Linked DNA regions of Homo sapiens: region 2 is linked to region 1. Evidence: read pairs that join two places in POLR2A ChIA-PET (ENCODE). Cell type or tissue: CD4-positive, alpha-beta T cell. All regions are shown on one strand. Each heading gives the region's core, and the rest is flanking DNA. Links, peaks and the distances in the headings are about the cores only. Region 1 holds the start of ZNF595 (zinc finger protein 595). Region 2 overlaps ZNF718 (zinc finger protein 718).

Region 1 (16,158 bases), core at 3,814-11,813:
GTGAAAAGGCTGCGGGAAAAAATGTGGAACATGTTCAACAGATAGGGAGAAGTGAGAAAGCCGATGGTACCTACAGAAATGAAATCCTTGGCTGGGAGTGGTGGCTCACGCCTGTAATCCCAACACTTTGGGAGGCCGAGGCAGGTGGATCACCTGAGGTCAGGAGTTTGAGACTAGTGTGGCCAACATGGTGAAACCCCTTCTCTACTAAAAATACCAAAAATTAGCCGGGTGTAGTGGCGGACACCTGTAATCCCAGCTACTCAGGAGGCTGAGACAGGAGAATCACTTGAACCTGGGAGGGAGAGGTTGCAGTGAGCTGAGATTGCGCCATTACACTCTGGCCTGGGCAACAAGAGTGAAACTCTGTCTCAAAAAAAAAAAAAAAAAAAAGAAATCCTCTCCAATCAACAAATTAGGTGACTGAATTCTTTCACAATTCTTGCATTTCCATTCAGGACTTGGTGGCTATTCTTTTCAAAGTAGAGGCATGTTGTGCCTTATAGTACCACATACAACTTAACAAAAATATGTAGTTATAAAACTTGCCTTCCTGGAGGGTATTTGTAGCTAAAAGTAAACTAGATTTCAACTTAGATTGCCAGTAAAACACATTATAAACTATAAAGTATTACAAAAATAGGTATATAATATTAAGGTTACATGTGTATCTAAATCTTCCCTAAATCTGAATTTGTTTTATTTGACAAAGTCTATAAACAACCCCAGGACAATAAAAATTGTATCCTCAGAAAGTTTGTCCCAATCCCCTTTCATCCTATCCCCAGCTGCATCTGCCTACAAGTCCCCAGCCTGCCCAGGCTCTGTAGCTTCTATACACCTGTTCCATTTCCAACTGTTCCTGTGTTGTATATTTTATAACAAACTGTTATACACAAGTACAGTGTTTGGCTGAGTTCTGTGAGTATTTTAATCAAATTCTCAAACTTGAGAAAGGGGTTATGGGAGTCCTCACTTCTTAGTAGCTCAGAAGTACGTATGGGTACCTGTGGTTTCTGACTGGCATCTGCAGTAAGAGCAGTGTTGTGGGACTAAGCTCTGGACTCTAGGGCCTGTGCTGACTTTGGTGGTGTGAGATTTAAAATGTTAAACAACTAGTTGGTGTTGGAGAATTGCTTTGTATTCCTCAAACTCTACAGATGTAGTGTTAGAAGAAAGACATCGGCCAGGCATGGTGGCTCATGCCTGTAATCCCAACACTTTGGGAGGCTGAGGTGGGCAGACCATGAGGTCAGGAGTTTGAGACCAGCCTGACCAACACGGTGAAACCCCATCTCTACTAAAAATACAAAAATTAGCTGGGCATGTTGGCAGGCGCCTGTAGTCCCAGCTACTCAGGAGGCTGAGGCAGGAGAATCACTTGAACCCAGGAGGCAGAGGTTGCAGTGAGCTGAGATAGTGCCACTGCACTCCAGCCTAAGTGACAGAGTGAGACTCCATCTCAAAAAAGAAGAAGAAGAAGAAGGAGAAGAACAAAGAAGAAGAAGAAGAAGAAGAAGAACAAGAACAAGAAGAACAAGAACAAGAAGAACAAGAACAAGAAGAAGAAGAAGAAAGAAAAGAAGAAGAAGAAAGAAGAAGGAAGAGGAAGAGGAAGAAGAACAAGAGGAAGAAGAAGAAGAAGAAGACGACGACGACGACGACAGGGGCCTGAGCTAGAGAAAGACTGGGTGTCTGGAGAAGAAAGGCTCTCTTCTCCTGTATATAGGCTGTCACACTGCACATTCTCCTGTGATTTCAGTTCTTTTCCCCAGGTAAGAGGGGACTAAAAACTTCAGAACAGACCCCCTTAGCCTACAGCTACCATCACATACTTTTCACTCACTTATAAACATACTCCTAGGAGGTATTAATGTGGCCATGCCCCTCCCAGGAGTAAGTACCACCCTTAGGAATCCCATCACAGTGCCTTCTCTTCTAGTTTCTTGCCAAAAACCTACACAAGTGCCTATAGGTCTCCTAGTATAATTCTACCCTCAGACACTGAATCTGCAACAGCAACCTGTTCTCTCCACCACCTGTTAATAATCTCAACTGCCTGCACGGACACAGGAATAATTCTGAGTATAGCCCCTTCTAGACCATTATCTTTAACACAAACCAGTCTGTCCACCTACCTTTTACTGTCCTCCACTCATGGATTTTTGGTGGCTCCTTTCTGTTTTCTACATTTTTCCCCACAGTTTCTCTTTTACGTGTACACAGTGTGTCCAGGACCACCCATTAGATACCTAAATCCAGTGTGTACTGAAATTCAGATGTCTGGAAGTTCAAGATCATGTCCTTAATCCAGCTGTTGCTTTTCTTTAAAAAGCATTTAGCCTACACGTACATTTTTGTTTGCTTTTTTGAAATACACACATATATTTAAATTATTTTAACAGCTAAATAAAACTTACCTTTTTTTCTTTTTTTTGACTCAGGATTCTCTTTATCTAGGACCTGAGAACCACCACTTTGTTTTTGCTTTTGATTTGGCAAAGTTTTTTTTTTTCCATTTTCAGTCTTTTAAAGTAGACACAGATTTGTTTAGAATGATAAAGCTCACTTTAAGATCACACAAAAGTTGAGCACAAAGGATAGGATTCAATTCAGCAATACAGAGTAATGAAGAGTAAAAGATACTAAGTTTCTCCAACAGAAAACTAATCATCCAAGGCGATTATATCAAAGGTGATAATATCTGGAGCCTAAAGTATTTAACACTGCAAAAGCTAGAACTGTTAGTGTATAAACTGAGCAATGGAATTTTTAGCTGTGCTTTGGTTTCTACTTATTACTTCAGAAAAATTAGCATAGTTTTGTTTAGTCTTTAGTAGACAACATGCATCCATGTAAATTAAACAGTATTTTCTACAATTGTGTGAATATAAGGCCACAATATTTATTTTGAATAAACTTCTTAAATAGTAATTTTAATATTAATGTTATTAATTTGTTTGAAATATAAAGTATTATAACTTTAAGTTTATATAACTTTATTATAAGTATTAATTTGTTTGAATTAAGTTTATATAACTTTAATATAAGTATAATTTGTTTGAAATATAAAGTATTATAACTTTAAGTTTATATAACTTTATTATAAGTATTAATTTGTTTGAATTAAGTTTATATAACTTTAATATAAGCATTAATTTGTTTGAAATATAAAGTATTATAAAATATTGTAATTAAGCTTACAGATAATTTTTAAAATATATACATTATGACTAATATACCAAAATTATTTATATGTACACATTTATATTTAATACCCAAAGAAAATTTACTACCACATTGCTACAGTAGATATTAACCTGACATGTTTATTAATTGATCCTATAGGTATAATTATAGGTCAGCATAATTTTACAGTCTATTCTTTTATTTTACTAAATTAGGAATGCCACTATTCCCGGACAAATAAATGCAGGTGATGTGGCCACCCAAGAATCATAGTAGCTCTTCAGTTAGCTATCTTGCAATCTCTGATATAATTCTACTATGTGAATAGAGTGAATTCCAATTCTTCATCAAAAAGTGCTGGTGGAGGTTGTCAGGTGTGTTCCAGTATAGATTCCCAATCCAACGGCCGGCAGATGGGAGAGCAGCAGAGATGGAAATTCTGCTCAGAATAAGCCCTCTTTCTCATAATACTTGTATTTCTCATGCTGAGAGTAGCTGTGCACTTTTGGTGTTTAGAGAAGAACTTCTTTGGAAGAATATTTTCTGGTCAATTTGACCAATGTTACATGTAATCTGAATTTGTCTTTAAGATTCTTTCAACCTCTTTTCTTCTCTCAATACGGTTTTACTCAGACTGAGAGCTGTCTTTCTCTTCAATGCTTTGGGAATTCAGTGCTTTGTGTCTAAGCCCTATTAATATCACATGGTGTCTGTGAGTGAGGGGGGCTGTCACCGTGAGAACTCCTGGAGCTGCTCTATCTAGATCCATGCTATGTATCCAGCAATATTCTTTTTGTGTCAGTATTATAAATAGAAACTGAGGCTGAAACATTGCTCCCGTTTCCCTTATTGCAAAAGTGCAATTCTACCCAAGAGCCCTGCAGGCTCTCCTCCTGCAGCTCAGGGACCCCGCTCTGTAATGTAAAATGTGGGGACCCCACTCTCTAATGTAAAATGTGAGCTGCCAGCTGTGGGCTGTGCCTCAGTGGTAGATGGCAGGGTTTGGGAGAGGACACAGGCCACCAGGAGAGGGCAAGCAGAATTGCTGCAGCCCAGGGCTTAGTGAGTAGGGATCCATTGCTTTGAAATATAAATAGCCGGCCGGGCGCGGTGGCTCATGCCTGTAATCCCAGCACTTTGGGAGGCCAAGGCGGGCAGATCACAAGGTCAGGAGATCGAGACCATCCTGGCTAACACAGTGAAATCCCGTCTCTACTAAAAATACAAAAAAATTAGCCAGGTGTGGTGGCGGGCACCTGTAGTCCCAGCTACTGGGGAGGCTGAGTCAGGAGAATGGCGTGAACCCGGGAGGCAGAGCTTGCAGTAAGCCAAGATCGCACCACTGCACTCCAGCCTGGGCGACAGAGCAAGACTCTGTCTCAAAAAAAGAAAAAAAAAGAAATATAAATAGCCAAGATGATAGTACCCTATCTCACTCTTTCTGTACGAGATGGAGGGTGACTTAGAGCCACTTAGAGCCACTTACAGCTGAAGGTAAGGTAGGCTTACCTGCAACAGGCACCTGGCTCTAAGTTGCAAAACTGCCTCCTATCATGATGTTGGAAGTTTATTTTTTCTTTGCATATAACCAACCAGCATACACAGAAGGCCTCCCCAATTACCAGGTGAGTTTAAGATGAACTATGTATAACAAATGGTTTGTACAGAAGGGAGGCAGGAGAATGGGGTATGGAGGCAGAGAACTTAAGGCCAATTTGTGCTGACTTCCTAAAAGAAAAAACACCAAGGTCTGGAGGCAGGAAACCTAAGGCCAATTAAGGCAAACTTCCAACAGCTAAACCAAAAGAAAAAGTCCCATCTCCCCACACCTGAATAGCAAAGGATCAAAGGCTACTGTCCCTACAACCCTCCCCTTTCTACCACTTCTCAGGTAGAAAGGGAAAGTGCCTTGGAGTGGCTGCAGGCCAAGCACCTGCATTCCTTCATCCGCATAGCGTGCCAATTCTCCTAAGCCTTTAATTAGCCACAGACCAAATCCTTAATCCATATCAGTGGTAGCTGATAGGGACCTCAAAAGGAGTACTAAAAACCCAGAAAACTTCGTAACTGGGTCCTTGAGCCACTTGCTCAAGCCCATACCCACCCTATTTCTTACCTTAATAAATTTCCGCTTTTGATGCTTCCTCCCTCTGTTTTGTTCCTTTGTTACTTTGTGCATTTTGTTCAATTCTTTGTTGCCAAGGACCTGGACAACTCACACTCACGGCCTTCGTTCTGGGAACAGAAGTGCAGTTAGATGTGGATGCATGTGATTGGTGCTTAAACTCACAGTGCCCCACACCAAAGGAGAAAAACACATAGTTACAGCCTGTGTGTCCAAATTAGGTCCAGATTAGGTCCAAGGACAAATAGCAAAACAAGAAGATTGCCTTTAATCTTTTCCCTCCACTTCTAAACTCTGGAGGACAAGGCTGTGAAGAGATCTGAAGACATGGTGTTCTCTGCTTGTGTGGCCCCAACATTCTTTGTTTGCTGTCTGATATTTGAAAGGAAGAGGAACCTTTGATAGAGGAGGCAGTCGGACGCTGGTTAGGCAGATAGAGAGAGGGCCTGGGGAGAGGAAAAACACGTGTGGGACCGCACCTGCACCACCTCTGTAGCTAGCAGGAAGAAATGTGGTTAAGAACTTCCTCTTATGCCAGGATGTTGCTCCAAAGGGACTGTCCCAACTTAGCACAGGCGCAATAAATCAACCCAAATGTCCTTAACTTGACCCAGCTCATTATAAGGTCATTAACATGACATTAGCATTGTGGTTTTGGCTCTCCTCGTGTAAGTTTCGCTTAGGCACTCATGGGTAATAACCAAAATGGAGTCACTGTGGCCAATCCCAGGCATGCGCAGATGCAACACCCTTAGTGAGGAACTTTACCCCTCCCATTTGGGCAGAACCCACAGAAGACATACTTGTTCTTGCCACATAAAAGACCCAGACCTCAGCCTCATTTCTGGCAACCTGCTTTCAGGTCCCCTCTTGCTTCTGAGAGCTTTCCTTTTGCTTAATAAATCCTACTCTGCCTTGCTCACTCTCTGGTATCCGTGTGCTTCATTCTTTTTGGTCGTGGCACAAGAGTCCCGACCTGGCTGAACCGAGGAGACCACCACACCTCCACCAAACAGCAACTGGGAAACCGTGGTCTTCACGTGGATACTCTCAGCTTGCAGCCCCTGCTCTCTCTAGGGGCACTGTCCCACCCACCCTTGAGCCTGAGGAGAAAAGTTGGTAGAGAGGCTGGTCCCTTACTTCCAGCAGAAAAGAGGTGTTCAGGCCCTCACTTCCCTAAGGGAAGAGAGCCCTCATGGCTGCGCTCAATGTGGCAGCCACCTGCCATATGTAGCTACTGGGTACCTGGAATGTGACTGGTTTGAAGTAAAATGTGCTGCAAACATAAAATACACAGTGAGTTTAGAAGAATTAGATCAGAAATACATAAAATACACAGTGAGTTTAGAAGAATTAGATCAGAAATATACTTTATTTCTAATTATATATCAATCACATATTAAAACAATATTTTGATACAATGAGTTAAAAATTATTACAAACAACTTCACTCTTTAAATATTATTTTTGACGTGGCTAATAAAAACGCAAAATTCACAAATTAATATTTTATTTTTTAAAGGATTGCTTCCCTCTTAAAATCTCAGGTGTCCTACTCAAAAGACTAGCGGCCAGAAGGGTTATGAAATCTAAAATATTAAAATAATTGTCATTATATCACTTCCGTTTGTGAAAAAGTGTGTGTGCATGCATGTGTGCATGCGTGTGTGTGCGCGCGTGTGTGTGCGCGCGTGTGTGCACGTCTGTGTGTAAGTGTATTTTACAAGTGGACATAACCTTACACACAACAAGGTTAAAAAAAACACCCCTGGGCTGCGTCAGGCCAAGCCGGGAGAGAAAGCCCCGCCTGAAAGGGCCTGGAGGCCCCAGCCTGTCACTCTTGCCACATCAGTGGAGTGTATGGTTGCAAATTCTGTTACTCAAGGCCCGAGGGCGGGGATTGGAGTAATATCCAATCAGAGTGTCGGAATGAGAACTGCCCAATCAGGCCCGCAGCCAGAGAGGAGGGGTTGGCTTCCGGGATCTGGCGCGGCGTTTTCCTCTGGCTCCTGCGAGGGCTTGGTTTAGGGCTTCAGCTCTCTGCGTTCTCGGCTCCGGGAGGCCTCGGTGATTCAGCCACAGCCTCTGCCTCCCGTTGCTCTGTGACCTGAGGGTATTGGACAATTTGTAGCTAAGACTCCCGGATACCCTGAAGTCGGGAAATGGTGAGTGTGCGGGGCAGGGCGTCCGGAGGCTGGGGAGGCCTCATCGGAACCGGCGGGAAATGGCGGCGGCGGGACCGAGTCTGCGAACGGAGTCCCCGCTGCCGCCTCTCAGCCCTCAGTCCCCTCCGGTGACGGACCGGGCTCCTGTCGGTCCCCGCACGGCGGCTCTGGCCCAGCCTGCGGCCCTCCTTGTGCAGTTCTGCGCCCGCAGCCCCGCACCTTCCCTGGGCCGCGGGGTGAGGAGGAGCTCATCTGGAAGACGCCGGCGCCCGCGTGCGAGGTGCCCGCCTGGGAGGAGCTGTGGTCCGGGGGTCCGGTCCCTACTTTACCCTGTTCGGAATGAGATCGAGGCCCCATCGAAACAAAGTTCATGTGAGCAAACGGGGTCTCATTAATGGGACAGCGTCGGCCGCGGCTCCTGGTTTGGGGACTGCCAGCGGGTCTTGAAGGAAAGGCTTTTGTGAGGTGTGTGAGCAAGCGAAGCAAATCACCCGCCCGCTCCAACTATTCCACCAGTCCCTTTGCCCTGTGCACCTCCTCCGCGTGGCTGTTCCTGAGTAACATCTTTTAGAATACGCTGGTGTCGGTGCGCACGGCGCTTCTCAGTTCTGTGAGTAGTTCTGCCACATTGCTGAACTTGAGGGTGTGGGCGCCCCTGGTTTGTAGACAGGCGTTCAGAAATGAAGACGGGTGTCCAGAGGCAGGGACTGGCGTCTGCAGCGGGAGCAGTTGTGGGAAGAGCGCTGAGCTTGTGGGGTCTGCGCTGACTCTGGGTGGTGTCGTTAGTGAGTTGCTGGACACCGCGTTGGGGTTGGAGCATTGACTGGTGTTGAGGAAACTCCGCACGTTTTCTGTCAGAAGAAAGACATGGCTGAGCCTGGGCTGGAGAAAGATGCCTGGTGTCTGCGGGAGGCGCGGCCGGGTTCTGCATATGTGCTGTCCCGCTGGGCACTGTCCTTTTCCTCCAGGTCTCCTTCCGGGGAGAGAGGGGACCCAGAACAAAGAGGAAAGGAGTTCTGAGAAACATCCCTTCCCTGCACCCTGCTGCCAGCCCCCACCCAATGCTAGTCCACTCCTGAGCACGCCCACCGGGCATTCGCATTGCCCCACTCTTCCCAGTACAGGATTCCACCTCAGGAATTGTGCCCATGGCAGCTTTGCGCCTAGCGTTTTCTGCCAAAAACACACGCAGTGCCCAGAAGTCTCCTGGCTCATCTCAACCGCAGACCGGATCTACAGCAGGAACCTGCTTCCTTCACCCACCCAGGCTTCCGGACCACCTGATCCTAATCCCTTCTGTCTTTGTAGACATGGAATCAGAGCGTAGCCCTGCCTCGGCCTGTACCTGTGGCACAAACCAGTGCTTTAGTCAGTCCTGCCCTGCTCCCACTCATGGCTTTTTTTTTTTGAGATGGCGTCTTGCTCTGTTGCCCAGGCTGGAGTGCAGTGGCGTGATCTCGGCTTACTGCAAGCTCCGCCTCCCAGGTTCACGCCATTCTCCTAACTCAGTCTCCCGAGTAGCTGGGATTACAGGCGCCCGCCACCATGCCTGGCTAATTTTTTTTTTTTTGTATTTTTAGTAGAGACGGGGTTTCACCGTGTTAGCCAGGATGGTCTGGATCTCCTGACCTTGAGCCCTCCCGCCTCGGCCTGCCAAAGTGCTGGGATTACAGGCGTGAGCCACCGCGCCCGGCCTCCCACCCATGGCTGTTGATAGCTCCTTTCTCTTCTGCTTTTTCCTTCCCCACAAATTCTCTTTTCTGTGTACACGGTGTGCCCAAGTCCATCCCTCAGGTGCCTATGAGAATTCAGACGTTAGTGAGTTCGAAACCAGGCCTTTTGGCCTGGCTGTTGTAGGAGCAAACACAAATTAGAAGAGGCTTAATGCTTTCTCTTTAGAACGAGGGAAGAATTTTTGCTCTTCTCCTTTTTCTTAAAGCATTTAGTTTGAGAACTTTTATATTTAAATATTTTCTCTGCTTCTTTGAAATATATGTAAATCATTTTTATCAGTTAAATAGGTCATTTGTCTTTTTTGGCTCAAAATTGTCTTCATCTGGGACCTGGGAACTATTGCTTTGAAATGTAAATAGCAAGAATATACACCCTATTTCACAGTTTCTGTAGGGGACTAGGAGGCTGCCTTCAGCAGGTACCTAGCTCCACATTGCAAATCTACATCCTGTCACGAAGATGTGGATGTTTATTTTTTCTTTAATGATTAGAAAAAATTAGAAAACCCAGATGACCTCTCAAATTACATGATGAAATTATAATAAATTGTGTATGACAAATGGTGCTTTCAAGGCTTCTACTTGAGAACTAATTATGGTGACTTTCTGTGTTTGCATTTTCTTAGATTGCTTGTGATGCACATCATATTTTGGTTTAATTATACAACAAAACATTTTCTTGCAGTTCTGTTACTGTGGAGACTTTTTTAGGATTGCAGATGATTTTGCTTTTAGTTATATTTTCCACACACTGTCCAGAATTACCAGATGTTATACACAAAATGTCGAGCAGACTTCACTTGAGAAAACATTCTTTCTCAGGATTCCAGTCACAACCTGCAATTGTGCGGCAAAGTGCAGCAAAGTATTTCCTAAATCTGCAAACAGAATGGTCTCTCTCTTGGCATCTACAGTCCTTTCTAGAGCAGTTAAATTTCTACAAAAATAACTTTTCAGGACAGCAGTCAGTTATTTCACCGCCTTCAGTGCTCCTGGCATCTTCCGTTCTGACACTGATTTCAGAGATATGGGGCCCATAAACCTAACCAGATTCACACATACGCATCGATTAAACCTGAGAAATTCTGCTCCCTCCCACCTCCCCTTGCCCACATGCCCACAAACATTTGGCATGGGCCACATTGTGGCCCACAAACATAGCTCACCAGCCCTCCAAGACCTAAATGTGCAGTTCCAAATTCTGAATTTATGTCCTGAGATTTGATAAAAGAACTTTTATTTGAGAAATACAAGTTTTTAGATTTATCAGACCCAGAGATGTGTTAAAATGAGACCACACTCACATACTGTTCTCCTCCTTGAACTATTTGTCTTTTGAAATTGCTTGCTATTGCCACAAGTGGCTGTAAATTAACCTAATAATGCCACACTGGACACTATGACCCATACCCTATAGCTTAACTATGTATATGGCCAATCACTAACCAATGTTACTTCTATAAACCAATAAGAATTTCTGACACCTTTCTATCAATCTCCTCTCTGACTTCCTTTTTGCCTGTAAAAATATGCTTGTAACTGCTTCTAATTGGAGTGTATATTCAGGGCAACTTTATACTCCAGGATTGCAGTCTTCAAGCTTTGGCTCAAATAAACTCTCTACTTATGTTTACCCCAGCTTTTTCCCTTTAGCTCAAAATATTCTTTAGAATATGTTGAAGGAGGCTTCATGAGAAGGTCTTTCCTCTGATTTTACTCTGTTTCCTGTAACTCAAGAATGCAGCACACATTGATCTCACCTAGAATCTGCACATAAAAGCTGGCTTCTGCCCAGGATTCACAAGACAGGGCCAGACTTTGGGTTGAAGAGATACAGAAAAGTCACAGAAGGTGTTTTCTGCATCATGAGAGGTCAGCATAGACATAAGCCCCACTTTCAGAGTGGAGCCCTTTGAGTTTTCCAGATCTTGTCCAGTGACCTGCTACAGCTGAGTAAGAGGCTTCTGGTGTGAACACAATACTGTGGCAGAATCTGTAAGTGTAAACAAGCACCTTAGCAGTGGGAAGTCAAGGCCACTAAATATCCAGAGCCATAATGCCAACTATGCCTCCCTGTGTTACTGGAGTAGAGTACTTTTTTCCTTCGCCTACCTCAGAGTTAGCTGATCAGGGACAGGGGATATCACATCCAGATCCAGGATCTGCAGCTCCATCAGGGCAGTTCCATTTTCTGTTTGCACCCCAGAAAGTCAGCCTGAGTCTCCTGCCTGGATCACTATGGGGGCATCAGCCCAGGGTCACTGGGGACACTCTCAGCAGCATCAGTGAGTATTTGAGACATTTGAGGATGTCCTGTGCAGACTGGGTCAGTGTTTCATATGGACATTAGAAAAAGAGATGAAATAGTCGTGGTCCCTACCATCAAGGAACTTGCATTCTAGAGCACATTAATAAATGATGGAATTCAGCGTCATGTATTCAGTACAAAGATGAAAACTGTACAGGAGACTTAAGCTTCGTTTGGGTTACTTCCCTTTTATTGTTTTGTGAGTTTTGATACCACCACCTGCATGGCTGTTTATGGACAGAAGAGAAGTCATTATTTGTATTGTTTTTGCCTTGCTAAGAATAAATATTTAACTTCAAATATAATTGGTCTGGAAAAACAAAAGGGTTTTGGTTAAATTCCTTGTTATTGTATGTTATAGATGGGGAAGTGGCAAAATAGATAAAAATTACACAAACTCTGGGAATCAAATTTCTTTTGGGCAGGCTTAGAAAAGACAAAACTGAAACTACTTAGTGGCCTAGAGAGCAGAAGCCTAGGGCCCATTTTCTGTCCCAACTTTGCCCAGATCCCCCCTCTACTGAACCTTGTCCAGGTCTGACCCCACACTGAAATACCTCACAGAACTGCTTAGAGAAGATCAGAGTTTGGAGTAGCTATTCCTACTGCCTCTCCAGAGCTGGTGCTCCCAATTTCCTGAAACACAAAAGCTGATAAATGGAGAAAGGCAATGTACTTTGAATTTAATGTACTTAAATTATTTTATGTAAAATTAAAACCAGTATTTCTAGAGACATCCCATCCAGCAACCTGTTCTCCATCTTTGCAGTTTCAGTGGATTTTTCACAAGTCTCAAAGTAACTATAAACACAAAAATAAAAAATTCCCGAATTGTACTTAAAACTTTCTTCTGTGTCTCTCCCATTTATCTACATTGAGCTATTATTCTATATATTTTTTAAAAATCAATGATAGGAAAACAGAAGAAAAAATAGAAATGCTGGGCCCTGCATTTAAATCCTGGGAAGTATCACACACTTTGTACCCACCTCCCAGGATGCTGTGAGAATTAACACACATAATGTGAGCTTCCCAGCACAGTGCTCTGTGACATACTCCTGAGCACATAGTACATGCTCCACAAATATCGCATTAATGCATGTGGATGTGCTGTTTTTCAAATGCAGACTTACTCAGACATTGCCACCATCTCCAGCCTCTGTAACCTTTAAAGGGCTTGCAGATAATGCCACGTTTCAGGATGTTGATTGCTGGTCTTGTCTTCGGATGAAAAGTATTTGTGTTGTGATAAGGGTGTTGGGGTAAGGGACTCTGCGTGCTGTGTCTGCTTTCTCTAGCTGAGTGGTACTATAACGGGTCTAGGAGGAGCATGAGCATTAATGGGAGACTTGGCTATAAAAAGCTGATTAATGGACCCTTTTCAAACCTGCAGAATTTTGTTACTTACAGTGAGGCCTAGAATACCAAATTTATGTGCACATTGAAGCTTGAGAGGCAATGTTTAGCTAAGTGACTCTCAGCCCAGTCTTCCAGTAGGATCACATGGCAGTTTGAAGAGAAACAGTCACCTGTTCCCTCCCCACAGATCCTGTTAAGTTTCTTGTGTGACATTACAGTGAGGCCAGGGTCAAGCATGAGGGCTTCCAGTTACTTTAATGAGACGTGAGTTCACCCTTTGTTCAAGGAGGTCACAGGACCTGCTTTGCTTGGTTTTGGTAGGGACAGATCAGTGTAGCCCATATTTCCATTGCAGCAACAAAAATTGCTGGCATGCCCTCCTTTTTCTTCAGAATTATACAATACTTTAGATAACATTACTGTGTTAAAAGTTATTTTATCAGATAATTCCAGTCAGCCCCATAAGTCACAACTAGTTCTCTGATTTCACTTATAGTCAAATTAAGAACTCTGTCACATGATAAATATGTGTTTTCAGGAACTCGTAACATTCAGGGATGTGGCCATAGAATTCTCCCCTGAAGAGTGGAAATGTCTGGACCCTGCCCAGCAGAATTTGTATAGAGATGTGATGTTGGAGAACTACAGGAACCTGGTCTCCCTGGGTGAGGATAACTTCAATACATAATTCCTAATACTTCCTCAGAGTTTCATTTTCTTTCTTTGCAGAATGTCTCTTGGGTGCTTCTGCTTTGCATTAATTAATTTCAGTGCCTTTCTACAAGAAAAAAATTGGGATTTGCTGGTGTAAAAAGAAAATCTTTAGGATGTTTCATCATTGCATAAACCATCTCTTTTCTTGAGCTAATTTGTGTCCTTCACTCTAGGATAGTAGTAATTCTAGAAATTCAGTGATGTAAAATATTGTTTTCCACATCTAAAATCTAATTTGCACCACTTATTTTTGATTCAGTAGTACTGGGTAGTGGAACTTAGAACCCACAGATTTAAAATATTTCAGTATTCTAAAGATTCTGTCAGGAAACAATTTTTGGATTAATTTTCTGGAGTCTTCCATAATTTCTTTATTCTACTTAGCATAGTAATAGATTGGTCATTGGAGTATCCCCAGCAATAGTCATGTTAATTTTTTTTTAATAAAACAGGTTTTGTGATCTCTAACCCAGACCTGGTCACCTGTCTGGAGCAAATAAAAGAGCCCTGCAATTTGAAGATACATGAGACAGCAGCCAAACCCCCAGGTAGGTGAGACTGAATGAAGGAGAGGACACAGGCTAGGAGGCCAGAGGTCAGGAAGGAAGCCAGGCCTTCAAATGTAGTCTGGGAAACTGCGCCAATAAAAATAATTTCCGAAAAGGCTGCATTTTTTCTCTTATTCACAAATAGGGTCATCTTCTGTCCCATGCTCTTAAATCTTCTAAGAATTTCCTTTTTTTCTTCAGTGATCTCCAAGTTTACAAGGAGAGCCAATGTCCACTTTATCGCTTATAATGGGCTGCATAATCTGACTGCTGTTCCATTGCTTTTAGAGACATAGGAGTATTTGTATTATTGAGGACCTCTATGTTAAAGTATTTTTTCAAATATTATTTTCGCATCATGCCTAAAATACGTAAGGTGAGTAGTGGACATAATGGGATTTGGTTTAGAAATCTTAGGAACACCGAGGACAGATGTTGCATCTTTTCTGCTTAGTGATTTTTTTTTTTAATTATACTTTAAGTTTTAGGGTACATGTGCACAATGTGCAGGTTAGTGACATACGTATACATGTGCCATGCTGGTGTGCATCACCCTGCTTAGTGATTTTTAATCCTGTAGAGGTTGCAAATGTAATTCTACAAAAACTCTTACTCAGCAATTTTATCAGAACAATAAGCGTTTTTCCAAATATGAAAAAATATGTTATTTTACTTCAAAATGTTATTTTGTATAAACTGAAATTTGTAATTTGAACTCTATATATATTCAAATTTTCAAATTACAATATAGTTTACAGCACAGGTTTTCAAACTCTTGGCTTCCCTGGGCCACATTGGAAGAAGATTTGTCTTGGGACACACTTAAAATTATAAAATACACAAACAGTAATGATAGCCGATGAGCTAAGAAACAAGAAATAGGTTTGTGAATAATTTTTTTGATACCCATCACCACAGATAAGCAAAAACGTCCTCACACTCAAAGGATTGGATACCACTGGTTTAAAGTATCTACTCACCTTCTAGATTTCTTTCTTTTTTTCTTTTTTTTTTTTTTGAGACGGAGTCTTGCTCTGTCACCAAGGCTGGAGTGCAGTGGCGTGACCTCGGCTCACTGCAACCTCTGCTGCCCTGCAGCCTCCACCTCCCGGGTTCAAATGGTTCTTCTGCCTCAGCCTCCTGAGTAGCTGGGATTACAGGTGCCCGCCACGGGGTTTCACCATGTCGGCCAGGCAGGTTTTGAACTCCTGACCTCAAGTGATCCGCCCACCTCTGCCTTCCAAAGTGCTAGAATTACAGGCCTGAGCCACCGTGCCTGGCCCGCCTTCTAGATTTCTTAAATGCACTATGTCATTAACCGGCTTAGAACATTCCTAAGTGTATATTAAGCTCTCAATTGTTACCTTATTTCTTGATAAACTATTATCTTATAATTTTGTCTTATTTAGTAGGAAGCCTCCTGGGATTCTGTCATTGAGCTATAATCCATCTATATGTAGAACTGTGTGTCACACACACATACACATACCTATATGAGTCATATATGTGTATAGGAAATTCTCGCTTAACATCATTGATAGGTTCTTGGAAACTGTAAGTAAAGCAACATATTGTTTAAGAAAACTAATTTTACCAGAGTTTAATAAATAAAAACAAGTTATGTTTGAATGGCATGTAACAACATTGTTTCATTTAAAGATGCAGTTTTCAAGAATCTATTTTGAACATTAAATGAGGACTTAACATACATCTGTGTTTGTGTGATACGGATTTTTCTGATAAAATTATATAACTATATTTAATTTGTACAATGTAATGATTTGATATGCATATACATTTTGAAACAAAATGTCAAGTTGATGAACACATTTATTACCTCACATAGATAACCATTTTTTTTTTTGTCACAAGAACACTTGAGGTCTACTGTTGTAGCAAATTGTAAGCATACTTTACAGTATTACTATAAAGACAATGCTATTTTGCTAATCTAATGCTAATGTACATTAGCTTTCTCAGACTTACTCAACTTACAACTAATCATTTGTACTCTTTG
Region 2 (12,768 bases), core at 587-8,586, 87 kb after region 1:
TGATCTTTGGCTCCACTGAGGTTTCACAACCCTAGCCAAAGGCAAGCACCTTTCTACTTGTGTTTTCTGTGAGTTTACTACTTAAGATATCTTACCTAAGTGGAATCATACACTGTCACTTTATTAGTATCTTATTTCACTTAAAATAATGGCTTTAAGATTTATCCTTATTGTAGCATCTGACAAGATATTTTCATTTGAAGCTAAGGAATATTTCATTGTATGTATAAGCCACATCTTTTTAAATCATTCATCTATTGAAGGGTGTTTGAGTTTTTTCACTTTTTGGCTTTTGTAAGTGATATAGTTTGGATCTGGGTCCCCATTCAAATCTCATGTCAAGTTGCAGTCCCTAGTGTTGGAGGTGGGCCTGGTGGGAGGTGATGGGATGGTAGGGTTGGCTTCTCATGAATGGTTAACACCATCCCCTTTGGTACTGTCTTTGGCATAGTGAGTTTGTTCTCCTGAGATCTCATTTTTTAAAAGCATGTGGCACCTCTCCTTTCACTGTCTCTTGCTCCTGCTCCCACTATGTGAGGTGACTCACTCTTTGTTTGCTTTCTACCATAATTGGAAGCTTTTTGAGGCCTCTCTAGAAACAGAAGCTGCTATGCTTCCTGTACAGCCTGCAGAACCACGAGCCAATTAAACCTTTTTCTAAAAAAAAAAATTACCTAGTCTCAGGTATTTATAGCAATGCAAGAATAAACTAATACAGTGAATATTGCTGCAGTAAACATGGATGTGCAAATATTTCTGTCAGATATACTTTGCATATTTTGAATAGGATGCTCAGAAGTAGAATTAGTGGGTCATAGAATAACTTCATTTTTTTTTTGGAGGAACCCCTATACATTTTTTAGGGGCTGCATCACTTTCTTCCCACCAGCAGTGCACAAGGGTTTCAATTCATCTACATTGTTGACATTTGTTATTTTTTGTTTGCTTGATATTGGCCATTCCAATTAATACACGATAATACCTCATTGTGGTTTTGCTTTACATTTTTCTAAAGATTAAAAATTTTTTCAATAATTGTTTGCTGTGTGTATTTATTCTTTGGAGAAACATTTTCACCTCCTGTTCATTTGTTAATCATATTACTTACTCTTTGTTGACTTTTTGGAGTTTATTCTGGGTGTTAACTTCTGTCAAATGTATACTTTTTACTTTTTTTTTTCTTACTCGGGACTGACTAAATGTTTATTTTAATGTTCAGAGATAAATTTAATGTAGTCCATTTTTCTGTGTTTTTAAATTTGTTACTCATGTAGTTGATGCTATATGCAAGAAAACATTGCCAAGACCAATGTCATAATCTTTCTTCCTGTATTTTCTTCCAAAAATTGTAGAGTTATGCTTCTTACATTTAAATATTTAATTTATTCAAGATAGTTTTTGTATATGGTTCAGGATTTTAAATTTTTATGAGTACACAGTAGCTTTTTGTATCTATGGGTTACATGAGATATTTTGATGTAGGCATGAAATGCATAAAAATCATATCAGGGTAAATGGGTATTCATTACCTCAAGTGTTTATTCTTTGTTTTACAGACAACCTAACTACATTCTTTTAGTTATTTAAAAATGTACAATTAAATTGCTTTTGACTATAGTCACTCTGTGTACTAGCAACTGCTACATCTTACTCTTTCTAATTATTTTTCTACCCATTAATCTTCCCCACTTCCCCCAGTCCCCTGCTACACTTTCCAGCCTCTGGTAACAATCCTTCTGCTCTCTGTCTCTATGAATTAGTTTAATTTTAGCTCCAGCAAATGTGTGAGAACATGCAACGTTTGCCTTCATGTGCTTGGCTTATTTTTCTTAACATAATGACCTCTAGTTCCATCCATGTTGTTGAAGATGATGGGATCTTGTTCTTTTTTATGATTGAAAAGTACTCTGTTATGTATGTGCACCACATTTACTTTGTCCATTCATGTAAGGGACACTTAGGTTGCTTCTAAATTTTGGCTAATGTGAACACTGCTGCAGTGAAAATGGAGCTTCAAATATCTCTCTGATGTCCTGATTTCCTTTCTTTTATGTACATACCTAGCAATGGGATTGCTGGATAATATTGTAGCTTTATTTTTCATTTTTTGAGGAACCTCTAAACTGGTCTCCATGGTCATTGTAGTAATTTACATTCCCACCAAGAGAGTACTAGAGTTCAACTTTCACTTTTCTCCACATCCTCACCAGCATTTATTAATCACCTGACTTTTGGATAAAAGCCATTGTAACTGGGGTGAGATAATATCTCATTGTCATTTTGATTTGCATTTCTCTGATGATAAATAATGTTGAGCACCCTGTCATATGGCTTTTTGTTATTTGTAGGCTCTCTTTTGAGAAATTTCTATTCAAATTTTTTGCTTATTTATCATCAGATTTTATCCTATAGAGCTGTTTGTGTGCCTTATGTATTCTTGTTATTAATTCCTTATAGGCAGTTTCCAGATATTTTCTCCCATTTTATGTGTTGTCTCTTCACTTTGTTGATTGTTTCACTTCCTGTTTAGAAGCTCGTTAACTGATGTGATTCCATTTGTTCATTTTTGCGTTGGCTGCCTGTGCTTGTGGGGTATTACTCAAGACATCTTTGTTCAGTTTAATTTCCTGGAGAGTTTCACCAATGTTTTTTGTAGTAGTTTCATAGTTTGATGTCTTAGATTTGTCTCTAATCCGTTTTGATTTAATTTTTTTTAGATGGCAAGAGATAGAGGTCTAGTTTTATTCCTCTGAATATGGATATTCAGTTTTTGTAACACAATTTGTTGAAGAGACTCCCCCATTATATTGAGGCAGGAAAATAGAGTCTGGAGGCAGAAAACATAAGACCACTTCACACTTCACCTTTCCATAGGGCATGGGCCATAAATAACTTTGTAACTTTATTTCATCCTCTCCATTTACATAGGGCATACTAGGGGGTATTTAAACTCCCAAAAATTCTGTAATGGGGCCTTTGAGCCCCTACGCTTGGGCTTTTTCCCACACTGTGGAGTGTATTTTCATTTTCAATAAATCACTTCATGCCTTCCTTGCTTTGTGCGTTTTGTCCAATTCTTTGTTAAAGACGTCAAGGACCTGGACACCTACAACTGGTAACGTATATTTTGGCCAGCCAGGAGGAAGAAGTAAGCCCAAAGTTTGGGATTCATTTTTCTCTCTTTCCTTTCTGCTCCATACAAGAGCTTTCTCTTTTCATTTCCAACTTGGAACACTTGGTGGGCAGCACCTAAACGTGGAGGCAACTGCAGGTTTCTGGCTGTGGCCTGTGAAACTAATGGGTTTCCGTGCAGAGAAGGCTGACTGCCACCTCCTGGTTTGCTTAAGGAACCTGGGTCTTTTTCATTTTTTTTTCCTTTATTTCTCAGTCTTTAAGTCGCTGTTTATAATTGCCCTGCCCAGAAGGGGGAATGACTTTTTTTTTTATCTTTTCTGCACGTGGTCCCCGATCCCTATGTGTGGCGCAGTTCAGAGCAAACTCGCACATGTTTTAAGGGACTTAAACCTTCTTATGCTAAATTCTTCCCTTACCGTACTCAACTGGCTACGGAACAAAAAGGCCCACCCGGCATCCAGTTCTCATTGCAGTTCATGGCTATTTTTATAAAGCTTATAGTGTGCTCTGGAGGTGCCCACCTAAGGTCAGAGACATCTGACACTGAGATCGGATCCACAGGAGGATACTCTGTGGGTCCTGCGGACCTCAACCTTCCCAAAGGGGACGTTCTTGGCAGAGGTTCTGAGGTCTGGTACTAAACCCTCCTTGGAATTTTCTCTCATAGTTGCAATGCTGTTTGGCCCCAACATTGTTTGGAATTTGGAGTTTACTGTTGAATGGAAAAGTGGAATGGCATTGTATCTATGCAGGCTTTTGTGCTGTGGTTCCAAGCAGGGGACCTGGTTAATGTGTGATGCCCTCCTTTGGTATGGTTTGGCCCCAGTGCTCTTTGGATTCTGGGGAGGTTTGGCCTTTAAAAATCAAACTGCCATGGAGACTGCTTTACCCAAAATTTTGGTTCACAGCCTTCATTGGATTATCTACTGGGGCAAAGTAAAACCAGTAAGTTTCTATTGCTATCTCATGGCTAAGGTTCCAAGCTATTGAGTCTTCATTTATGTGTGTGTATACATGTCTAGATGTCTTTATTTGCATGTACACTTACTGTTATATGTTATGTCTACCAAATTGGCTTATAAGTAAAAGAGCACTCATAAGTAAGTCTAAGCAATTTTCAAGTTCATGTGACTTAAAGTATAACTTTACTAAACAAGCTAGCTTTAAAATTATTGGTGGAATAAAAATATAAATGCCTTCATAATTATCAGCATACATTTTGTCTGAATTTTATGTTTGTCTTTGCTAAATATTTTTAAATGTCAGTGTTAATTCAAGCTGGGAGCTACTTAGGGTGAGCCTGCCTTCTTCCATTCTATCCGAAGTCTCTTCTAAAGTTGCGGAATTGTCCATATCCATTAGTTCAGGATTTTTTGTTTTTTAGGGTTTCACTAAAGTTTCAGGTTTCTATTTAACATGTAATTCTGTATACCAAATGTACCAGAAAGGGTTATGTTATTCATGAAAAAAAAAGAGAATAGTTTTGTCTAATTCAATAGTTATCTAAAAGTTGGTTCAAATTACAGATTTAAAAAGGTTATTCATAAAACAATGTAGTAAGGAATCATTAGGCAAAAAATGTGGGAAAAGTTTAAATCATAAAATATTTTTTAAACCCTGATAAAGAATTGGAGACGTTTGGCTAATTAAACATTTTCATAAAGCTGTTAGTTTTGATTAAAGTAAAATAAAAAGTATTGTAAAAATGCATCAGCAGTTTGGCAATTATTTTTTTAAATATAGTTAAGCATGAAGCTGGATATAATGTAAAGCCAAATTTCACATACATGCTTGTTTCCTAATGCCTGGCTTTTTGGATGGATCAGAGGGCCACTGAAAACATTCAGAAAGGAGGTAAACAGGATTATTTGACATGTTTGGGTACATGTGATTGCTAAAATGATGTTCAATCTGCTTTAGGTTATATTTTTGTGAATAATACTAATATATGTTCCAAAACTGTATGAGATTTCTAAAATAGTATATGCTGTCAATTATAATTATGGTTATTATGTTATTATAAACTGCAGAAATAATCAAATTTCCTTGTATAAAGCTACTGACCTACTAACACAAGTAAAACAAAAATTAAATACCAAAACAATACAATACAATTAAAGCTTCAGGTATATTTGGTCACCTGGTGGGCCATTTAAACATTTTATAAAGGGATTTCATTCAGTTGTTATTTTCAATGCATGTTTTCTGTTGTATAAAAGCTTTACTATGCAAGGAGGCTGAGATTATTATGCTACAGTATATTTCCAGCAGGTAAAAAAGCTTTTTATGGTTTAAATCTTCTGAGAACATAGGAGAAAAACTGTCCTTGCCACCCACACTACAACAAAATGTCAGGACTTTGGGCTTTAGGTTAACGGGTTTTGATAAGGGTCCCTCCACATTTTTGGAACTGTGCAGCCATTGGAACCCTTGAGGTGAAGCTAACCAGGGAGATTTCTCCCAAGAAGATGGCATCCTTGATGTAAACAGCTTTTCCCAAGTTCACAAATTAAAACTTCTATCATAAAACTCTTACCTTTGAATTTTTTTTCTTATGCTTCTACAAACATTAAAAGTAGAAAAGGGATCTGTTAAGTGCATTTATGGAGTATACTTCTATTTGTGAAGGAGTTTGCAGCCAGCCTTATATATGGATAAGCTTATACTTAGATAAATAAAAGATGAAAGCCCAGTCAGTGTAAGTAAGAAACTTTAATGGTACATACATTGCCTCATAATCAGTCCAAAAACAAAACATTGGTTCACTCCTGTTAACCCACACCGTGGGCTAAAGAGACCATTGCCAGGAGGCCTTCACTCTTCTAGAGGGGCATCATTTGTTAGGTCCTTTCCCATGGTTTAAAGTAAAAGAAGCAATGATTTAAAAAGGTATCCCTCATGATAGGCTCTATAGCAAATTCTACTGTAAAGGCTACAGTTACACAATAGACTTTAAATTCTTTTGTGAAAGTTATAATAGAATTGACTAAACAAAGAGGTACCTGTGCAGCTGCTGGCACTTGTGGCTTATGGAGAAATACATCAAATGAAGATTATAGAAATTCAGTGGTAGGGGATTAACAAAGAAATTGCTTAGTTAAGTAAGTAAACTCTTTATCTGGCTCATTCTTTGATCTATTTAATTTTACGAGGTTTGGTTTATGGAAACCTTGAGTAAGGAGCATACTGTGAACTCTTGGTATTTTCCTCCCAATAGTCATAATAATAGTCTCCCTTGTGTGCTGTATTCTCTCAAAGGTTTTAAATGCTTGCATGCAGCCATCTCTAGGATGTCATATGGTCTCTCTTCAACTAGAATAACAGAAGCTAAAAGAAACGTGCAACCATGAGAACACCGTAACCTATAAATAATGTGCTGAGACCAGAAATCCAAAATGATGGTAACTGAGAGTGGCTCTAAGGCCCTAAATTTTGGACACACACTAATCTAAGTGAGAACCTAACCAAAAAGGGGGAATTTCGTTTTGTTTTGTTTGAGACGGAGTCTCTGTCACCCAGACTGGAGTGCAGTGGTGTAATCTTGGCTCACTGCAACCTCTGCCTCCCAGGTTCAAGCAATTCTTTGCCTCAGCCTCCCAAGTAGCTGGGATTAGTGCCTACCACCACGCCTGGCTAATTTTTCTATTTTTAGTAGAGACGGGGTTTCACCATTTTGTCCAGGCTGATCTTGAACTCCTGACCTTGTGATCCACCTGCCTTAGCCTCCCAAAGTGCTAGGATTACAGGCGTGAGCCAGTGTGCACGGCCAAGGGGGAAGTTTTTAAACAAAATTCTGGGATGCCATTGTTTTGGACTAAGCTCATACACTAGGCACCAACAGACCAAAACAAAATGGAGTTGCTTGTGCCAAGACTTTAAGGAAACACATAAATTCTAGAACAAATCAGGTTTTTTTTCTCCTGCAAATCTCTGTAACAAACATTCTTAACAGCATAGGTATCCACCCCCATTATATCTTTTAACCAAACACGTTTGCTCTTGCCTAGAGACCATCAAGCTTCACTGATCATGCAGTGAAATCTCCAGCCAGTTCCAGGTGAAAACACACCCCTGGCCATCAAGAAACTACCCTGCCTCCACTAGACAGAACAGGGCGAGAGTACTGTGATCCCCAATAGACAGGGACTATGCCCCAAGCCAGCATAAAGCAGTTACAGAAAGAAAAAGACCGTTGACCCCCCCGTCTCCTATAAGGATTTATGGGGATCACATCTCTCGGGGGACATGAGGCAGGAAAACGGTCTGGAGGCAGGGACCATAAGCCCAATTCACACTTCAGCTATAACAGGAAATATCCTCTCCATAGGGCATCCACCGTTAATAACTAAATTTACTTCACCCTCTCCATTTACGTTGGGCATACCCAAAGTAACCAATGGAATACTCTAGGTGGTATTTAAGCTCCCAAAAATTCTGTAAGGGGGCCTTCGAGCCCCTATGCTCGGGCCCGCACTGTGGAGTGTACTTTCATTTTTAGTAAATCCTTTTATTCCTTCCTTGCTTTGTGTATTTTGTCCAATTCTTTGTTCAAGATGCCAAGAACCCGGATACTTTCTAGCGGTAACAATATATTCCTGACAGCTTTGTCAAAAAGAAGTTTGCTGTAATATGGATTTATCTCTGCATTCGCTCTACTGTTTTACTGATCAGTTTTATGCCATTTTAATTACGGTAGCTCTGTTGTATCATTTAAATTCAAATACTATGATTCCTCCAGTTTCTTTTCTGGTACAATGGCTTTGGCTATTTTGAGTCTTTTATGGGTCTGTCTACATTATAAGATTGTTTTTCCTATTTCTGTGAAGAATGTCATTGATGCTTTGATAGGAATTGCATTAAATCTGTAGATCATTTTGGGTAGTATGAAAATTTTAATAATACTGATCCTTCCTATTCATGAACATAAAATATCTTTCCTTTTTTTTCTCTTGTTTAATTTCTTGCATCGATGTTTTATAGTATTCATCATAGAGATCTTTCACTTCTTTGGTTAAGTTCATTCCTGGTATTTAATTTTAATTTGTGGCTACCGTAAATGGAATTACTCTCTTGGTTTGATTTTCACATTGTTCACTGTTGGCATGTAGAAACACTAATTTTTTAATCCTGTATCTTGACTAAATGTATGAGTTCTAATGGTGTTTTAGTGAAGTAGGTTTTTTCAAATATAAGACCCCATCATATGCAAAGTTTTTTTTGTGACAGATTTTTTTTTTCTATATGTCTCTTTTGTTTGATATAGCCACTCGTACACTTTTTTAGTTATTGGCATGGAATATTCTTTTTCATCTTCGAACCACTAATTCCCAGTGTGGGAATAATGATACTAACCCTTTCATGAGAGTAGAGCTCTCATAACCTAATAGCTTCTTAAGGGGCTCACTTCATTTTCTCACAGTGGCAGTTAAATATTAACATAAATTTTGGAGGGACACTCAAACAATAGCAATATGTTTTCACTGGATAAGTAAATGTTTTTCTATTTAGAGGAATTATTGATGAGAACTTATTACTGCCATTTTGTTCATTGTTTTCTGACCAGTTAGTAGTTTCTGTGTTTTAATTCTTTCATGCTTTCTTCCCTTGCGTTTTCTTGAATTTTTGTTTTGTTTTTCTTATATGCTTTGATTCTTTTTCTTTTGTATCTACTGCCATTTTTATTTTAATTTCCAAGAGACTTACATAAAACATCTCATAGTTATAAAAGTCTAGCTTGAGATAACAATGTAACTTCTTTTTTTGTACAGATAGGGTCTTCCTTTGTTACTCAGGCTGAAGTGCAGTACATTCACAGCTTAGTGCAGCCTCGACCTCCCCAGGCTCAAGCAATCTTCCCACCTTACCCTCCTGAGTAGCTGGGACTACAAGCACAAGTCTGTCTACTTTTTTTTGTACTTTATATAGAGGCAGGGTTTTGCCATGTTGCTCAGGCTGGTCTTGAACTCCTGGGTTCAAGCACTCCACCTGCCTTGGCCTCTCCAAGTGCTAGGATTACATGCATGAGACATCACACCCAGTGCTTCTTTTTTTAAAAAAACCAAACAGCTTTGTGAGATCTTTATTTTATTTTATTCATGTATTTATTTTAGAGACAGAGTCCCGCTATATTGACCAGGCTGGTTTTGAACTCCAGGCCTCAAGCAAAAGTTACCTTCTATGTATAGAAAAATTAAACAATTTTACTTCCTTTAACACACTATTTATGTCACCCTTTACTTTTTTTTAATATTGTGTACCTGTTAACAAATATACTGAAGCTATATGTGTTTTAATGCTTTTTTTGTAACTTATATCAGAGTTAAAAGTGATTTATGCACCATAATTAGTGATATAGCCTTCTATATATATATATATATATATATGTTTTCCAGTAAGATTTATACTTTTATATGTTTTCTTGCTGTAAGTTAGGATTCCATCCTTATAACTTGAAAAATTCTCATTAACATTTTTTTGTAAGACAGGTCTAGTGATTATAAATTCCCTCAACTTATTTTTTAATCTGAGAATATCTTGATTGATACTTCATTTGTAAAGGACAGTTTTGTCAGGTATAGTCTCCTTATTTGTCAACGTTTTTTCTTTTTCTCTGTTCATTTGCACTTTAAATATACGGTCTCACTTCTGTGTGGCTTGCATGGTTTCTGCTGAGCAATTTACTGATAACCTTATAGATGTTCCCTTATATGAGAAGAATCTCTTTTTCTTGCTTCTTTTAAGAATCTCCCATTGTCTTTGAATTTTTGGCAGTTTAATTATAATTGTGTCCTGGGCAAGTTTTTTATCAAGTTCTTCTTGCTACTGATATTTTGAGCCTCATAAAACTGAATGTCTGTATTTCTTCCAAGATTGGGAAAATTTTAACACATTATATCTTTAAACAATAAAAAAAAGTTTTCTCTCTTTTGAACCTCCTAAAATATGTACCTTTTTATGGTTTATCATATAGCATGGGTTCCAAATTCTTTATTCACACTTTCATTTTTAAAAAATTTCTAATTAGAAACTTTCAAATGACTTACGTTTGCTGGGGTGTTTTTTTTTTATATAGCTGAGTCTCCTGTTAAAGCTTTCTCTTAAATTTTTCAGTTCTACTATTTTTACTTTGACTCCAGCATATCTATTTGGTTCTTTTTTAATGGTTTCTTTTTCTGTATTGTGATTTTGTTCATGCATTGTTGCAAAAAAATTTAGTAATCTGTGTACTTTTGCATCTTACTGAGTTTTTATTTTTATTTTTTATTTTTCTTGAGACAGAGTCTCACTCTGTTGCTCAGGCTAGAGTGCAGTGGGGTGATCTTGACTCACTGCAACCTTCACACTCCAGATTCAAGCGATTCTTTTGCCTCAGCCTCCCAATTAGCTGTGACTACAGGTGTGCACCACCACACCTGGCTAATTCTTGTATTTTTAGTAGAAAGAGGCTTTCACCATGTTGGTCAGACTGGTGAGATGCTTGAAGATTATCTTGAATTCTCTGTTAGTCATTTTTTAGATCTGTGTTTTATTGTAAGTGGTTACTGGAGCATTTTTAGTTTCCTTTGGTGGTGTTATATTTGCCTGATCCTTCATGATCCATTAAGGATGTCCTTGCGTCTGAAGAAGCAAATGCCTCTTTCAGTTACTATAAACTAGTTTGGGGAGGTAAATATCTTCTTCTGTTGGATCTCTGGACTGATGCGATTTCTGCTGATATTGCAGTTAAGTGCATTGGAGCCAGGTCATGTAACTACTACCGGGCCTGCCATGAAGTTCATGCTTGGCAGACCTGTAATCAGGGCATCAGACAGTTGTGGTTTCGTCTGTTTTCTGAGAACACCAAACTTTCTTCAAGATGTTGATCAATATGACTAGTGCTCAGAAAAAAAAAATCCCAGCACTTTGGGAGGCCAAGGCAGGTGAATTGCCTCAGCTCAGGAGTTCGAGACCAGCCTGGGCAACATGGTGAAACCCCGTCTCTACTAAAATACAAAAAATTAGCCAGTCGTGGCAGTGTGCGCCTGTAGCCCCAGCTACTTGGGAGGCTGAGGCAGGAGAATTGCTTGAACCCGGGAGGTGGAGGTTGCACGGAGCTGAGATCACACCACTGCACTCCATCCAGCCTGGGCGACAGAGCGAGATTCCATCTCCAGGAAAAAAAACCCTCCAATTATATCTGGGGGTGCTGATACAGTAATGTTATCTGGTGTGACTCCTGTGAGGCTTTTGCTGGTTTTTGGAAATGCTCTAATCCAGTCATTGGACAGGTTCCTGGAAGAGCAGGGTTGGTCCTTGATCACAGCTGAAAAGGTGTGGAACTGATTCATAGGGCTGCTTCAGGATACACAGCTAAGACTTCAGCTCTGTTTCTGGGTTCACGGCATTTATGCCTTCAGATTTCTGGGCGGGCAGGACTGCTCCCAGACTCTAGCGGACAGGGAATGGCGCTGGTTACAGGGCTACTTCAAGATTCATAGTGGGAATAAAGTCAGCCAGCATGCCTATAGGTGTGCTTTTTGGCAGGTTTCAGGCTAGGAAAAACTGCCCCTGGACTTTGGTTGCATGGACTCGGAGCCAGGTTATAGTGCCACATCAAAATCCACCATCAGGGCCAGGTGCAGTGACTCACATCTGTAATCCCTGCACTTCGGGAGGCCAAGGTGGGCGGACCACCTGAGGTCAGGAGTTCGAGACCAGCCTGGCCAAATTGGCCAAATCCCATCTCTACTAAAAATACAAAAATTTGCTGGGCATGGTGGCGGGCATCTGTAATCCCGCTTACTCAGGAGACTGAGGCAGCAGAATTGCTTGAACCTGGGAGCTGGAGGTTGCAGTGAGCAAATATCACGCCATTGCACTCTGCAGCCAAGGTGACAGAGTGAGACTCTGTCTCAAAAAAAAAAAAAAAAAAAAAAATCCACCATTGAATAAATATTGGCAGGCCTACATCCAGGGGCACAGATGGATGTTTCTGTGGGTCTCTGTGTGTGCAGGATTTCTTCCACACTATGACTGATCAGGGAAAGGGGTGGGTTTTGGGCTAATTTATAGATCACAGGCAGGACCAACATGTCAAGGCCTTTCACCTGAGACACAGGACATTATGAATTCTCCTAAGTGTCTTGGCAGATGGTGATAGTGGCAGGAACAAAACCAAATGATCTATAGCTATGTTTACAGTGAGAATTATTCATATTTCATTCGGTAGCTGGGACTATGATGGGCAAGCATGCCACTCAAGCAAGTGCATGCCCTCTTAATACAGCCCTCCTCAGTCTTGGATTCACAATCTTTTACATGGATTTCTAAGTTTTCATAAAGGTTCTTTTGTCAGGGCATAACTGCTGTATTTTCATAACTAGAAGTTGTGGGTAGAGAACCTCCTATTCTGCCATCTTGCTATGTCACTCCCCTTGTATGTTTCACTTTCTGATATGTTCTATGCCAAATTATCTGATTTCAAATTCAAAATTTCTGAAATAAAATGCCCAAGTTTACACATTGTGTAATAAGTACATGTATTGACATGGCTCATTTTCATTAGAGCATTTTATTAATTATTGAGATGCATTTTCTTTTACTGCTTTACATTTCATGCCAAAGATTCAAAATCCCGGCTCTTCAATAAGAACA

What was found. ChIA-PET counts read pairs that join two places held together with the same protein. Peaks named below come from ENCODE experiments on the same cell type or tissue, not always from the same donor. Only the 100,000 strongest peaks of a DNase experiment are listed, where the experiment ranks them.
Region 2: POLR2A ChIA-PET joins it to region 1 with 5 read pairs; 2 of 35 experiments call an interaction of 5 or more read pairs at or near these places.

What each region holds. Positions count from the first base shown.
Region 1 is chr4:46,013-62,170 of GRCh38, forward strand. It overlaps ZNF595 (zinc finger protein 595), which reads left to right and starts at 7,309. Exons shown (of 4, transcript NM_182524.4): 1 at 7,309-7,479; 2 at 13,418-13,544; 3 at 14,046-14,141. The coding sequence starts at 7,477. It also overlaps the pseudogene LOC105374377. RefSeq lists enhancers at 7,170-8,111, 8,112-9,052. In CD4-positive, alpha-beta T cell, for the core only: no CTCF peak of the experiment used is centred there; no DNase peak of the experiment used is centred there; H3K4me3 peaks cover 226 bases.
Region 2 is chr4:136,583-149,350 of GRCh38, forward strand. All of the region lies in intron 3 of ZNF718 (zinc finger protein 718), which reads left to right. Among named protein-coding and RNA genes, the nearest start is that of ZNF718, 18 kb to the left of the region's middle. In CD4-positive, alpha-beta T cell, for the core only: no CTCF peak of the experiment used is centred there; no DNase peak of the experiment used is centred there.